Linked DNA regions of Homo sapiens: all the other regions are linked to region 1. The links are chromatin contacts, found by Hi-C in ENCODE. All regions are on one chromosome and are shown on one strand. Each heading gives the region's core, a stretch centred on a gene start or an enhancer-like site at or near the end of the contact. The rest is flanking DNA. Distances are from core to core; before and after follow the strand shown. Region 1 holds the start of TUFM (Tu translation elongation factor, mitochondrial). Region 2 holds the start of ZNF646 (zinc finger protein 646). Region 3 holds the start of STX4 (syntaxin 4). Region 4 holds the start of FBXL19-AS1 (FBXL19 antisense RNA 1).

Region 1 (3,670 bases), core at 1,155-3,654:
TGCAGTGAGCCGAGATCGTGTCACTGCACTCCAGCTGGGCAACAGAGTGTGACTCTGTCTCAAAAAAAAAAAAAAAAAAAAAAGGACAGTGCGGTGTGCACACTTTTTGGGGTTTAGTGGTGGTGGATTCCTTAATCACCCTGACCGTCAGTTTTCACACCTGCAAAATGGAGGAAATAATAGTTCCTACTACCCAGGGTAGCACTGGGAGCGCTGATTGTGAAACAATAGGAATGCCTGAACATCATAAAGCTCTAGTTCAGAGTTTCCTAAACTCCTCTGAGTTTTCATTTGAAAAAAAATTTTTTTTTTTGGAGACGGAGTCTCGCTGTGTCGCCCAGGGTGGAGTGCAGTGGCACCATCTCAGCTCACTGCAAGCTCCGCCTCCCGGGTGCAAACAATTATCCTGCCTCAGCCTCCTGAGTAGCTGGTACTACAGGTGCACACTGCCACGCCCAGCTAATTTTTTGTATTTTAGTAGAGACAGAGTTTCACCGTGTTGCCCAGGCTGTTCTCGAACTCCTGAACTCAAGCAATCCACCCGCCCGGCCTCCCAAAGTGCTAGGATTACAGGTGTGAGCCACCACGCCTGGCCAAAATATTTTTATAGAGATGGGGTCTTTCTTGGCTGAGCGTGGTAGCTCACGCCTGTAGTCCCAGCACTTTGGGAGGCCACAATGGGCGGATCACTTGAGGTCTGGAGTTCGAGAGCCGTCTGGCCAACGAGGTGAAACCCCATCTGTACTAAAAATACTAAAATTAGCCAGGCGTGGTGGCACATGCCTGTAGTCCCAGCTACTCAGGAGGCTGAGGTGGGAGAATTGCTTCAACCCAGGAGGTGGAGGTTGCAGTGAGCCGAGATCGCCCCATTGCACTCCAGCCTGGGCGACAGAGTGAGACTCTGTCTCCAAAAAAAAAAAAAAAAAAAAAAAAAAGATGGGGTCTTTCTCTGTCACTCACGGTGGGGTGCAGTGTCATGATCATACCTCACCACAGCCTTGAACTCCTGAGCTCAGGCGATCCTCCTGCCTCGGCCTCCTGAGTAGGAGGGGCTATAGCTGCATGCTACTGTGCCTGGCTAATTTTAAATTTTTTTTTGTAGAGATAGGGTCTCCTAATCTGCCCAGGCTGGTCTTGAACTCCTGGCTTCAAACCGTCCTCCCACCTCAGCCTCCCAAACTGCTGGGACTATAGGCTGGCACTATAGCCACCGTGCCCAGCCTCTTCTCAGTTTTAGAAGAGTGTTTGTTATATAGCTTCCCAGTCTGTGCATAGACCCCACGGAATCATAACCTCCAGGGGAGGAATTAGGGAATCTATTTGAAACAAACACTGTCCACTGAGTCTCAGGATCTGATGAGTTCCGAAACATTAGCCAGGGTTAAGCAGCCATAATTAACACTTTGGAGTGCCCTGTGGAAGCTGCCATGAGATGATGGATGTGAAAGTTAAGGGACATTGACTACCCTTGCACCCATTCATTCAACATTCACTGCATGCTCCACCCTGTTAGGTGCTGGGGACACCGACAGATTAAAGGAGACTCAGGCTCCCCTTAAAGGCTCCCCTAGCTGGCTCCTCATCCTTGGCTCCTCATCTGCAAAATTAGATGGGTGGGGCGATGCCCAACGGAACTGCTCCTTAGGCTGCTGAGGGACTACAGGGGTGGGCAGCGAAGCTGTCTGTCTTGTGGGCTCTGGCCCTGTGAGGTCTAGCAGTACAGGGTCCCCGCAAGCTGCCTGACCTCACAGGGCCCAACACTGACTCCTACCCAGTTCATCTCCTCTCAGGGCTAGATGTCAGGCTCTCCCTATGAAGTGGATACTACTATTCCCATTTTACAGATTAGAAAACAAAGTCTCAGCGAAGAGGGAGGTCACACTTCACCCCATCCCCGAAAGGCGTCCAGGACCTGGTCCCCTACCTCCAGCTGCGGCAGAGGCGGCCAGATATCTCGCAAGACCCGCGTAGCGAGTCGGACTCCGGGGGACTCGGGGTCTCTCTCTGCCGGGCCCAGGAGGAGGTTCCTGAGCAGTCGGAGCCGCAGCTGCCTCCCGGAGCCCGAGCCCCTCCCTCCGGGTCCGGCCTAGCCCGCCTGACTCCCACTCTGATCACCTCCACAGCCCGCCGACCTGAGAACTACTACGCCCATGAGCCTTCGCGGCGCCGGTGATTTAGGGGACGCTCCTCAGTGCCCCCTGCGACCGCCAGAGAGAACTACGTTGCCCCTCAGCCCGAGAGGCGCGAGTGGTGGAAAACCTCTCCATCATACTCCGCCCTCGAGACACCAGCCCCCTCCATGACGTCTTCAGCCGCGCGCCCGACGTCGGCTGAGACGGCCATAGACACTGGCGGCTAGAGGGGCCCGGACTTGCCCTCCCAGCTCTAACTTCCGCCGGAAGTGCCTTCCAGCCGCAGGCGCCCTTCTTCTTCTGTGCGCTCGGGCTCCTGGTCCCGGCTCCCCGGTTACCGGGGCGCGAGTATGACCACAATGGCGGCCGCCACCCTGCTGCGCGCGACGCCCCACTTCAGCGGTGAGTGGTCAGGGAGGGCGATGGCGGCCCAGGAACACTTTGGGGGAGTGGTAGGTGGCTGGGTTCGGTCTGACCCCTTCCCTGCCTGACTCCAAGCTTCGGTCCCGGCAGGTCTCGCCGCCGGCCGGACCTTCCTGCTGCAGGGTCTGTTGCGGCTGCTGAAAGCCCCGGCATTGCCTCTCTTGTGCCGCGGCCTGGCCGTGGAGGCCAAGAAGACTTACGTGCGCGACAAGCCACATGTGAATGTGGGTACCATCGGCCATGTGGACCACGGGAAGACCACGCTGACTGCAGCCATCACGAAGAGTGAGTGGGGTTGGGGCGTCCAGCAGCGCCCTATCTACTGATGGGACCTGGAGCCAGGGAGGCAAGGCCAGCAGAGTGTCTGCTGGAGGAGTTTACTGTGGCCCCAAGAGCCCGAATTTGTGCGACAGGTGGATTGGGAGATGCAAGAGACAAATTTCTCCTGAACAGGAAGAACTTTGTGATCCACCAATGGCTTGGGGATCACAAAGTCGTGGGGAATGCTCTGCAAGCAGAGGCTGTACCCTAAAGAAGTCACAGGGCAGACCCTTAAGGCCCTCTAACATTTCTTTCTGACCCACAGTTCTCTCTGCTGGAAGAGTTAGAGATTGGAGGAGGTTATGTATTTAGGTGGGAGGGTTCAGGGGCGTGGTCTAAGCTCTGCCTCTAGCACTGGAACTTTAGCTGAGAGGTGTGTTCTTTTCCTCCTTTAGTTCTAGCTGAGGGAGGTGGGGCTAAGTTCAAGAAGTACGAGGAGATTGACAATGCCCCGGAGGAGCGAGCTCGGGGTATCACCATCAATGCGGCTCATGTGGAGTATAGCACTGCCGCCCGCCACTACGCCCACACAGACTGCCCGGGTCATGCAGATTATGTTAAGGTGAGGGTTGCTGGGACACTGGAGACAGGGCCAGAAGCTGCCTCTTGTCAGGATAAATGTTAGGCTTGTGGGGAGGAGATTAAGATATTCAGTGTTTGGGTATGAGATGGCAGGTTTGTGGTCTTGGCCACGCAGAATGGGTGGTGAGGAGATGGTAGAGAAAGGTGGGCCTGAGTTTCTAACTGCTACACTTGGCTATATGGATGTGAACTGAAGAGCTCGTTGAACTTGG
Region 2 (3,670 bases), core at 570-3,069, 2.2 Mb before region 1:
AAGAGGGGGCAGTGGTCAAAAGGAAGGCCTGAATTAACTTCGCCTCTTGGCTCTACGAGCAACAAGTTCACCTGAGGTCACTGAGAGGTTCCCCAAGCATCCATGCCCAAGGACCTAATTTCTACTAGATCCAATCTGCAGGCACCATCATTTAAGGCTTCCCTGTGCACAAGCTTCCCAAATATAGGAGCTCCCCTAGGCTTAAGTCATCCCTACAGGTATAGCTAAGGAAATTAAAGTTGAGAGAGATGCAACCTACTTCTGATCACAGACCTGTTATGTTCTTCAGACCAGACTCAAAAGGCATTACTGTCCTTTAAGAACAGTAGGAATCTGCTCCCTACAATCCTGAAACAAAAATTTTCTGTGACATCTTAAAAGGACACCAAAACCTTCTCTAGGCCTTTCAATAAGAGAAGTCCAAATCTTCCTACTTCATCTCTCAGCTAAACAGAGTAGCTGAGAAGCACTGAAAAAGCAGCTGTTTCCTCCAGTTAATAGCTGAGGACCTGAGAGGAGAGGTTAGAGGCCTCCTTCAGGGAAAGGGCTGGCTTGTTCCCCCACCACCCCGAGTCATTTCAGTGTCACAAGGTCTCTTTTCCTTGTGACAAGAGAGTTAAGAGAGTTAAGACTCTCTTAACTGGGCCAGGTGTGGTGGCTCACGCCTGTAATCCCAGCACTTTGGGAGGCCGAGGCTGGTGGATCACCTGAGTTCAGGAGTTCAAGACCAGCCTGGACAACATGGTGAAACCCTGTCTCTACTAAAAATACAAAAATTAGCCGGGCGTGGTGGTGGGCACCTGTAATTCTAGCTACTCAGGAGGCTGAGGCTGAAGAACTGCTTGAACCTGGGAGGTGGAGGTTGCAGTGAGCTGAGATCCCACCACAGCACTCCAGCCTGGGTGACAGAGCGAGACTCCATCTCAAAAAAACAAAAAACCCCAAAAGACTCTCTTAGCGACTTCTTTTATCTACTTCCCTTGAACTCAAACTATCTTCCATCTTGGGAATAACATCAATACCAGGTTGTAATGTCACTTCATTGCCTACCTTTTCTCTCCCATGCCTCCTGATCTTACCCTCACCAGTCTTTCTCATTTTTTTCTTCTGCCTCCTCTCTTAATACTGATGATGACAGCAACTCATGAAGAGTATTATATTACCATGTGCCAGGCACTGTGCTAACTATATTCATTGTGTTACTCAATCCTCAGAACACACGGCAATGCCTGTTATTCTAGTTCACGTAACAGCAAACCCCCTGACTGAGGCGGTCTTCATCCCAAAGCCCTTGCTCTCTCATGCCCCCTACATCGTCTTGTCCTTCTCCAACTCTGACTCTTCTTCCCATGGGACCCCAGTACAACTGTCTCCGACCGTAAACCCCTTCACTGAACCTGCCCCCGGAATTCTCACCTCACAAAGCCCCTTTGATCAAAAGTCCCCTCCCCTAGTCAACCACCAATGAAGTCCTCTGACCTCACTCATCTCGTCTGCCAATTTCCTCTCAGGACGCCTACCTCGCACCGGCGGCCCCCTCTCCTTCCCGCCGCGGGCGCGTCAGTTGGGGACCGCGAACAAGAGCGCGCCTGCGCACTGGGACCCTTACCCTAACTGCAGCCGCGCGCCCCAAGGGGTGGCTGTCGGGGGGCTCTCGCGCTCCCACACACGCACACTCAGCCAGGGTTCCCGGGAGGTGGGAGGGAAGGGAAAGAGGGAAAGGAGAAGGGGGGAAGAGGAAGGAGGTAGAGAAAAGAGGGCGCAGCTGGCATGAGCCAGGAGTCTACTCCCAGCTCTACGGACACTTCCTATTGTTACTAGGAAACAGGAAGTGTCCTTAGGTGCAAAAGCTTCCCCGCGAAACTTCCGCTTCGGGAGCACTGCCTGTCCCGCCTCCGAGCCGCAGTTTTACGCAGACACACTTCCGGCGCTAAGTTCTAGGTCTGCACGGCTGACTCCGCCCACGTAGGTCACAACGCGGCGTCTTTGCACGCTAAGCTAGCCACACTTCCGGCAAGAGCAGCTAGAATCGTTCCGGTGCATATTGAATAGGCGCAGAAAGGGAGAAAAAGATTCTACAGCCCTGGCCACAGTACTTTGGTGACACTTTTCGTGGGGCTCTCTGGAGGACTTTTCCCAAGGCAGATGGAGAAAACTTCGTGAAACCCACTCCTTGCTATTAAAGGAAATGTTGTGGAATATAATTGGACTTAGGTTTTGCAGAGCTTGAGCATGGCCTTTTTGTCCTCCCACCTTCTGGTTCTTGAAGACATTGCCGGTGACCTGGCCCCAGACTAACACAAGGCGGGCGTATACCGTCAGCCTGCCTGGCGTCCCCTTGCCTCAGCACACACAGAGACCTCTTGCAAGATGCTTCTCTGCCGCCATAGGCTGGAGGTTCCCCGGGAACTTTCCCTTCCTTCCTAGCTGAGGAAGATCCCTCACTTCCGCTCGCCGCGCCACCGGTCCCACCTCCCCGCCCCCCGCTGGGTCCTAGCGCCGGCCCCTGTTTGGCAGGGTCCGGGCTCCGTCGGTGCGAGGAGCCGACGCCGACGCCACGGAGTCAGCACAAGTCTCATCAGGTAGGAAACGTCGGCGGGAAGCCGCGAGGGCCCCGGGCAGCTCCCACGCGGCCACGATCCGAGCTGGCCTCAGTTTCCCTGCGGGCGCCGAGGGCGGGCCGGGTTGGCCCAGCGCGAGCAGCGCGGGCGGGGCGGGCTGTGAGCGGCCCCGGGCGCATTGCGGGCCCAGCAGGTCCTAGAACCCGCCGGCTGTCTCCGCGGTTCTGGGCTGCGGACACCCAGGCTCGGCCCGCGCGGCTGCTGGCCCGGCGCGGTGTGGTCCCGGGGGTCCTAGAGCCCGCCATGTTTTGGGTTTTTGTCCCGGTCGCGTGGCCCGCGCTGCAAGATCCCAGGCGCCGGCGGCCCCCTCCCCTGCTGAGGCCCGGCCACCACTCCCGCGGTCCTAGAGAACGCCATCTTGCAAGCCTTTGTCCCTCATTCGGCCTTCCGTCCATTCATTTGTTCATCTCCTCATCCTTCGTTCAGTCCTCCTTGCCACGTCCTCCGAAGCCACGTTTTCTGAGGCTTATAACCGGGGTCCTGCCCTCCAGGGGCTGCCTGGCTGGCGGGGGCGCCGCGTACAGACGGTTGCGAGGAGCGAGGAGCTCCGGGTTTCTGCAACTCTCGGCTCCTCGGCGCGCTTCGTAGGCCCCACCGCCCTTCAAACTCCCACAAACTTAAGGGACCCCATTTTACTGATGAGGAAACTGAGGTCCAGAGCGGCGTGGGGCCCTTACCTCTCTACTGCCATAAAGTATTCCTGAGGGCACTAGGGAAGGGGGTTCTTGAAGGATGTAAAGGGGCTTTCCCGTTGGAGAAGGCAGGCAAGGGCTCCCCGAGCCCAGGAAACTGCATCTAGAGGTGGAGGATTGAGAATTGTGGCTGGAGGTTCGGTCGCTGCCGGGAGGAGGACTCTGTCGCTGGAGCTGAGGCTGGAAAAGTAGGTTGGGATCAGGTTGTGAACTGGCCCGGTAGGAGGCCTAGGATATGATTAGCGCTCACTTCTGCAGGGTTCATCCGCTCACTACGTCACTCCTGGCCGTGAGGCCTGTGTGGTGACTGCTTGTTTAGAGATGGGAAGATTGAGGTGCCTCCTTTTTCTCCTCATC
Region 3 (3,670 bases), core at 492-2,991, 2.2 Mb before region 1:
GGTCTTGTCTGGGGTCACAGTAACTTCCTATTGAATGGAAGAAAATAAAGCAGGGTGTTATAACCGGACTGAGCATCAGGAGACCTGGCTTCCTGACCTTGAGCAAGTTCTTTCTCTCTCTGAGCTCAGTTTCCCCATTTGGAAAAGTCATCCAATTGGACTCCATGATCTCTGCAGGCCCTTCCTTCATACACCTGTCATCTAATACTTCATGAAACATTTGCTGAAATGTCCTCATTTCTGAGAAAAAAAACCCACCTGGGTTTTTCTCATTCTTGTGTTGACGGAGTTATAGTTCTCATCAGCTTCCTCCTTCTGGGGCTCTATGGCTGTGGGAAGACACAGGGGTATTGGGGGTACTTGTCTCCATAGGATTTTTAGGGAAATATAATTTATCATAAAATGACTAAGGCTGAGCCTCTAAGAGGAGAAAGTAAGTTTATTTTTCTTTGCATTACATCACTGAGTTCCCATAGGTATGCAGAGGCCACCTAACAAAACTCCATCTCCCTGCCCAAAGAATGCCCAGTGGGCAGCGATAACTGTGTAAGTAAATGGTTTCATTGTAAATAAAAGAACCTGAGAGGCGGACTTGTGCTGTGGAGAGTACAATGGCCTGGAGGCCAGGAGACAGATGCTAGACCCAGGCCTGCTGTGTGACCTGGATATATCACTGGCTTCTCTGGGCCACACACTCCCCAGATATACCAACAACAGGGCAGGATCAGAGGGAAGGATCTGTCTGAGGTCCCAGGAGCTCACCCTTCAGCTGCAGGCGGATCTCCCTCCCCAGCTGTTTGATCTCATCGCGCAGGTTCTGCAGCTCCTGCTTCATGCCTGAATAAGAGAAGGCCAAGACTCCCAAACAGCAGCCCCCACCTCAACAAACCACTCTGGCCACCACCTGCGTGGAACTACAACCCCCACAATCCCTGGGGCGGAGCATGCGCCCTGCAGCCGGGGTTTCACTCACTCTCCTCGGGAAGGGGCGTGGCCAGGATGGTGACCTGCTGTTTCTCCAACTCCTGGACTTTATTCCCCAGTTTGACAATAGTCTGCCGAATTGTCCGGACCTGGGGAGGGTGACCGAGAGGGCTGAAAGAGATATGGGGTACTCCAGACCACGCTACTCCTCGGGTCCTCCTACACCCTCGCGAATCCAGGCGGAGACCCCAGCCCCTTACCTTGTGGAAGAACTCCTCGTCCGGGCTCCCCAGCCGTGCCGTGCCCGGGTGCACCACCAGCGCGACCCGCTCCTTGTCCTCTTCGTCCGAGCTGTCATCCCCCTGCCAGGCCCGGAGTCATTGGCACCACCGTTTCGCTGCGGCTCTTACCCCGCAGGACCCACAGGCTTCCGGGACTTTCCTTCCTGGCCATCAGCCACCCCTCCCTATCCCGAAGACCAGAAGTCCTGCGTTCCAGTTCGTCCGCCCGTCCCCATCCCCGCTGCCCTGGCGTCTCACCTGTCTCAGCTCGTGGGTCCTGTCCCGCATGGCGGCCTGAGCTCTCCCTCCCCGGCGCCAGAGCCGGGAGGCCCTCAAATTTGGAATTCCCGTACCCCGCTCACACTCTGACACTCCCCTCCCTCCCCCTGCGGACCCCAACACCCCCACGAGCCGCCAGAGGCTCCGTCCCTTGCACCGCCCACAGTCAATGGGAAGGCGCCGACCCCGGGGACCCCCCAAGGTTCCACAGGTTGGAATTCCCTTTTCTTCCCCGCTCCAGCTCCCGCAGCCTCAGCCCCGCCCCTCCGTGATAAATTCGGGGCATGCGCACATGGTCGCGTCTCTTCCTTGCCCGAGGCTGGGAAGGTGGAGTCGGAAGTTGTTGCGCCCCGAGCGGAAGCGGAGATGCCTGGACGCGAGAACTTGCTACCGTCACCGGAACCGTTGCATCTTCCAACGGAAATCTGGTTGCCAAAAGGGGTAGGAATACGTCATTTGTACGTAATCCGAGACACCCGCATCTCACATCACCCCATGGTGCCCCCACCGCGTCACGTGACCAGCCCGGTCCCAAACTCGTGGACCGCAGAATGTGACCCTGTGACTGTCACGTGTCCCGGCTCTGTCACCGCCGTCTCTGGGACGCCGTTCTCATCACGACGTCCCCGGCACCCCAACGACCGAGCGACGCCCACACGGCCCCCGCGAGGTGGGGAGGGGCGCGCCGACCACCCCCAGAGGCCTTTCGAGGCAGTGGGTGGTAGGACCCTTGCTGACCTCGCCTTTATTGCTTTCGGGTCCAGGGCGTGGGCGGACTGACGACTTAGCATTTGGGGCTGTCAGCATCATGGGACCTTGAAAATCGGGAAATAATAGGATCCGAGTCGTCAGCGTCAGAAAATTGCAGGGTTGTGTGGGCAGGGAATCTGGGGGTGGGAAGTGACCTCAGCCAAGGCAGAAATCTCTTCTTCCGCATCCTTCTGGCGCAGCCTCTGACAGGTGGGCGGCCAGCCGGCGCCCTCCTTGAACACTGCAGCCCGGCTGCACTCACCACCTTGTGAGCCGTCAGACCATGTCAGGGCAGCTCAGGCTAAGAAAAGTGTTTGTATTGATCACGCTGCCTCCCTGCCACTCACACCCCCCAGCCCCTGCCTTGCATCTGAGGCCAGGTAATGACTTTGTTCTTAACTGAATCTGGGGAGTTCCTAGCCCAGTACCAAGAACATTACGGGCCCTCTATAAATACTTGTGGACAGAATTTCAGGCTTTCATGTATCTGAGGATAAAGCCCCTGGTTCCTTGGTCTTCTTTAGGCTTCAGGCTTTCTGACTGTGACACTTCTCTAATCCTGGCTATCTAGATATTCACTCATTTTTTATTTTTAAAAATTTTTACGAGATGCGGTCTCACTATGTTGTCCAAGCTGGTCTCTAACTCCTGGGCTTAAGCAATCCTTCTGCCTCAGCTTCCCAAAGTGCTGGGATTACAGGCATGCACCACCATGCACAGCAACATTCAGTCATTTAATGGATATTTTTTGGGCACATAGTATGGGCCAAACACTGTTCTAGGGCTGGAGATACATCAAGGACTAATAGACAAAAATTCCTGCACTCGTGGAACTTATATTCTCTAGAAGGAGTCCCCAAGGTCACTCAGCAAGTCTCAGCATAGCCGGGAATGAATAACAGGTCTCCTGGACCCCAGGGCTCTGTCCAGGAAGCTTCTGTGAAGGTACAAGCAAGGAAAGGAATGGACCCTTTCTGCTATGCCCTGGTCAGGAAACCTAGATTCCTGGGACTGAGTTGCTATGGACTTCTGGAAATCGCTTCCTGTCTCTAAGTGTGGATCTCCCTCTGCACAGTGGGTAACTGTAGGGGGATGGGGAGATCATCTTTATGGGTATCGGCTGCTCTAAACTTCAGTGATGATGAGGTTGGAAACTGTCAAGTGCTGTGTGATTCTATGTGAGGAGTTTTGGCTCTTCTCCTCTTCCTGTTAAAACCCAGCTCAGGCAGGGTGTGGTGGCTCATGCCTGTAATCCCAGCACTTTGGGAGGCTGAGGCAGGCAGATCACCTGAGGCCAGGAGTTGGAGACCAGCCTGGCCAACATGGCGAAACCCTGTCTCTACAAACATACAAAAATTAGCCAGGCATGATGGCAGGTGCCTGTAATCCCAGCTACTTGGGAGGCTGAGACAGGAGGATTGCTTGAACATGGGAGG
Region 4 (3,670 bases), core at 761-3,260, 2.1 Mb before region 1:
CCAGAGATTCCTAGACGGAAGCTCCGGACTTTTCCTCCCCCCCGCCCCACCAACCTTTTCATCCACAGCAGCCATCCAATCTCTCTTCCCCTCAACCCAGTTATCCTCACCAGATCCAGCGAGATCCTTGCCCCCAAGTCCCTAACGATCTCCTCTGCCCACTAACTCCCCAGAGCTCTGACAGCCCTGGAGATGCTTCTTCAGAGACCCTTCTCAGCCCAAGATCTCAGCCCCTCTTGTTCCCCACAGGGTTCCCTCCTCCAGGACACCCTCCTCTTGGATCCCTCAGGTCCACCTGGGCAATCTCCCAAATTCCTTGGGATTCTAGAATCCAGCCTGACATCTTCCCAGAACTGAGGATGGGCTCAGTCCTAGGACCCCCAGCTTCCCGGGCTGCTTTCATCCCTAATCATCTAGAATCCCTTGGGCTCCCCCTCCCATGGAAACCAGATCCTCCAAGATCCCATGTGGAATTAGAAGCCTGGAGGGTCTCTTCCCAGTCAGTCTTACCCCAGATTCCCCCTTTCCGGGGACTTTCATACCCATCCATGGGGCTAAGGGGCCCTCCAGCGCTCCAGGGGAGGGGCCTGGAGGGCGGCGACTGCAGGCGGGGGTGGGGGCTTTCAAGGGGAAGCAGGGTCTAGGAAGGAGGGCCAGTTCCCCAGGGTGGAGAGGTCATAGGAAGGAGGGCTGGAGATGAGTTTGGAGTAGAGAGAGGGTGAGGCTGGGGGCGGGGAAGGTAGAGAGAGGCCGGGCTGAGGATGAATGGGAGTGGGCGCTGCCCAGGTCTGGGGGTGAGGAGGAGCCGCATGAACCCACCTCACACGTGTCCCGGGAGCCATCTCTCCCTTCTCGGCAGCTCCCGGCGGGTCGGCGGCCATCGGCGGCGGGGGGGCCGGGCGGCGCGGGGCGCGGAACGCTCAGAACGCCGGGGTCCACGGCCCCCCGAGGGCGCTCGGCCCCTCCCTCCGGCGGAGGCCGGGACGGCGGCGAGTGGAGATGGGGGGCGCCGGGGGCGAGGCCCTCCCACGGGCTGCGGCGCGGCCCTTCCAGGGGGAGGTCCTGCTCTGGGAGGCTCAGTCCCTCAGCCCCCCCAGGCCAACGGGGGCTCCTTGGGCGCAGGGTGCTCAGCTTCTGCCCGGGGCCCACTCAGTCCCGGGTCCGAGTCCCAGCTCCCCTCCCCCCACCCCGCCCCGCCTCTCCCCAGCGCCCCTGGCCCTTTAACTGGCCCCTTCCCGGACCCCACTGCCCAGGGGTCCAGTGCCAGGCCTGGGCCCCCCCCACCGTTTCCGGGGTTCAAGCCCGCCCACCGCCGGTTCCCGGGGAGGGGGGGGTCGCTGTAACCTGCCCCCCTCCCCTGGGCCCGCCCCTGGACTGCGACCCCCTGCCCTACGGCTGCGAGGCGAGCGGAGGGGGAGGTGAAGGAAGCTGCTCCGGCCCCGCCCCCCCCAGCCCGCGCGCACCCCCGACCTCTCCCCCTCCCCCAAGCGCGCGACCCTCGGGAGATAGGGATTTAAATAAAATTTGAATAAATCCCCCTCCTCAAGCGGGAGGGTGGAAGGAAAGGATAGAGGGGGAGAGGGAAAGGGGAAGGGGGCAGTTGGGGTGTCTCAGCCCCCCTGGTCCCCCAGCCCCGCGCTGCTACGGCCCGGGGCCCTGGCCGCCTCTCTCATCCCTCCTCAGCTCCTTCCTCCTTCCTCCTCTCTTCCCCCCTCCCCTCCCCTCCCTCCTCCTTCCCTCCTCCTCCTCCTCCTCCCCCTCTTTACTCCCTCCTTCTCCCAGAGGAACCCCGCCCCCTTCCCCCTCCTTCCTCCACCACCTCCACTTTCCAGGACGAACGCACGCAGGGCTCGACGGGAGTTGTAGTCCTGCGGCCACTGATGCTACGGGGGAACAATAGGACGCTGGGGACAGCGGGAACTACAAACAGGACGGCGGAGGGCGTGCCCAGCCGGGAGCCGAGGATGCCGGGAGTTAGAGTCCCGTTGCCCCGAGGCTCCCAGTTGCAGAACATCGAGAAGGAGAGGGAACGATGACTACAAACAAGATGGCCTTCTCCCCCGACCCGACCTCCTTCCCAGGCACTCACACGCCCTCCTGTCCACAACCCTCCGCGTGTGTGGTACCTGACGGGAGTCGCAGTCCATCTGCTGCCTTCCCGCTGCCATTTCTACTCGTCAGGAACAATGGAAAGGTGAAAAGGAAAGAGGACTACAAGCAAGATGGCGGAAGAGGGACATACACCTGACTAGTAGTCGATCTTACGAGGTGCGATGGGATTAGTAGTTTTATAGCCTTCCAGTGTTCCTTAAGAATGGCGGAACCAGGAGGACGAGGAGACTACCGTAAAGATGGCAGGCTACCTAGCCTCTCCCGGTCTCCGCTTTCCACCACCTTGGGCACCTCGCCCGCCTGTGGTCTCGAAATCCCCCCCACCAGTGGCGCACGGCCTGACGGGAGTTGCAGTCTCCCGGCTCCCGTCTATCATCTCAAGTCGAGACAATGGAAGGGGATGGGGCGGGGCCACCGGCAAAGATGGCGGCTGCAGGGCCGGGGCGACTGCGACATGGGATGTGTAGTCCAGGCGTCTGGCCTCTTCCCTGCGGAAATGAGGGAGAGGACTACGAAAAAGATGGCGACCTCGCCCCTCGACCTCTGCGCCGGTGCCTGCTGGGAAATGTAGTTCCTTGCCGAGTCCAACAGAGAAAGGACGTCGCTGTTGAAATGTGAATCCCGGCGGACACGCCAAATTGCGAGGCGACGGAAACGGAAAGACTCTTTTCTCCTCTCTCCGCCACCGGCTTCTGAACAGCCTGGCGGGAAATGTAGTCCCAAGCTTTCACTCGCGAGTGGAGGGGAAGGATTTATGTCACCAGTGGGGATCAGTGCGGGTGGGGGAGAAAAACGTCGGGCGATCCGGGAATAAAGAATGTCCGCCTCTCCATGGGGCGAGGACTTCGCGTTTCAGGGGAGGGCCCTTAAAGGAAGGCAGCAGGAATCAGTCTTGTCGAACAGGGGGGCGTGGTTCTCGTCGAGAGTGCATTCACACTCTTGTTCCCTAGAAAGCCTGGGCACCTCCCACTCGATTCCTGCTCCTCAGACCTCCGGGAATCAGTGTCTTACAAGACGTGCGGGCTCCGGGGAAAAGGACCTGGAGTCACAGCGAATCCCCGCCCCGCCCCGGGAAGCCACCAAACCTTGCTTTTTCTCATCTGCAAAATGGGGACAATGGGGATAATGATCCCCACCTCGAAGCACAGTTGTGAGTGTTAAACAAGCCAATGTTCTTGTCACCAAAGTGCCCAACTCTGGCACGGGGCACGCGGTGGTAGATCCCTTTCTAAGGTCCCTTCCAGCCCAGCCGTTCTGGGAGCCCAGGAATCCATGATGCCGGACAGAGTTCGCTCCTGTGAGAAGAAAACTGACCCGCAGGCTCCTCCCAGATTGAACCGACCCCCGCCCCTCCTCATCGGGGTCCTCCAGCGTCTGTTACCGAGCACTGCTCCCAGGGGGCGCTCAATCTCCATTCGACTGAGGTACTACAAACACGATTTCCGCAACCTGGAGTTGGAGGCATTGCAGGCTGTCCAGCCTCATCCCCTGCCTGATATCCAGTCAGCCTTGGAGGCCTCTGCCTAGACACTTCAACTGCCTATGCAAATGGAACGGC

Evidence for each region. A loop is a pair of places that touch in the nucleus more often than their neighbours do. Pooled maps may share reads with other maps.
Region 2: a pooled map shows a loop between it and region 1 (17-fold over the local background). The contact joins the promoter of ZNF646 here to the promoter of TUFM in region 1. A Hi-C loop is called at or near these places in 8 of 50 pooled maps.
Region 3: a loop to region 1 is called in a pooled map, with 17 times the contacts of the local background. The contact joins the promoter of STX4 here to the promoter of TUFM in region 1. A Hi-C loop is called at or near these places in 6 of 50 pooled maps.
Region 4: a map of CD8-positive, alpha-beta T cell shows a loop between it and region 1 (23-fold over the local background). The contact joins the promoter of FBXL19-AS1 here to the promoter of TUFM in region 1. A Hi-C loop is called at or near these places in 3 of 168 maps with a recorded cell type or tissue (CD8-positive, alpha-beta T cell and naive thymus-derived CD4-positive, alpha-beta T cell), 1 of 37 single-sample maps with no recorded cell type and 9 of 50 pooled maps.

The regions. Positions count from the first base shown.
Region 1 is chr16:28,845,082-28,848,751 of GRCh38, reverse strand. TUFM (Tu translation elongation factor, mitochondrial) reads left to right here and starts at 2,404. Exons shown (of 10, transcript NM_003321.5): 1 at 2,404-2,534; 2 at 2,646-2,840; 3 at 3,272-3,438. The coding sequence starts at 2,483. It also overlaps a transcript of SH2B1 not described here. RefSeq lists an enhancer at 2,053-2,542.
Region 2 is chr16:31,072,571-31,076,240 of GRCh38, reverse strand. It overlaps ZNF646 (zinc finger protein 646), which reads right to left and starts at 1,819. Exons shown (of 3, transcript NM_014699.4): 1 at 1,610-1,819. ZNF668 (zinc finger protein 668) reads left to right here and starts at 2,001. Exons shown (of 3, transcript NM_024706.5): 1 at 2,001-2,582. RefSeq lists enhancers at 1,053-1,585, 1,941-2,080, 1,586-2,119, 2,739-3,033, 2,325-3,125 and a silencer at 2,391-2,850.
Region 3 is chr16:31,031,629-31,035,298 of GRCh38, reverse strand. STX4 (syntaxin 4) reads right to left here and starts at 1,741. Exons shown (of 11, transcript NM_004604.5): 1 at 1,464-1,741; 2 at 1,185-1,286; 3 at 974-1,073; 4 at 763-837; 5 at 259-329. The coding sequence starts at 1,493. RefSeq lists enhancers at 883-1,393, 1,906-2,417.
Region 4 is chr16:30,921,609-30,925,278 of GRCh38, reverse strand. FBXL19-AS1 (FBXL19 antisense RNA 1) reads left to right here and starts at 2,010. Exons shown (of 1, transcript NR_024348.1): 1 at 2,010-3,670. It overlaps FBXL19 (F-box and leucine rich repeat protein 19), which reads right to left and starts at 1,707. Exons shown (of 11, transcript NM_001382779.1): 1 at 820-1,707. RefSeq lists enhancers at 1,789-1,948, 1,989-2,078, 1,701-2,668, 2,109-2,928, 2,669-3,637.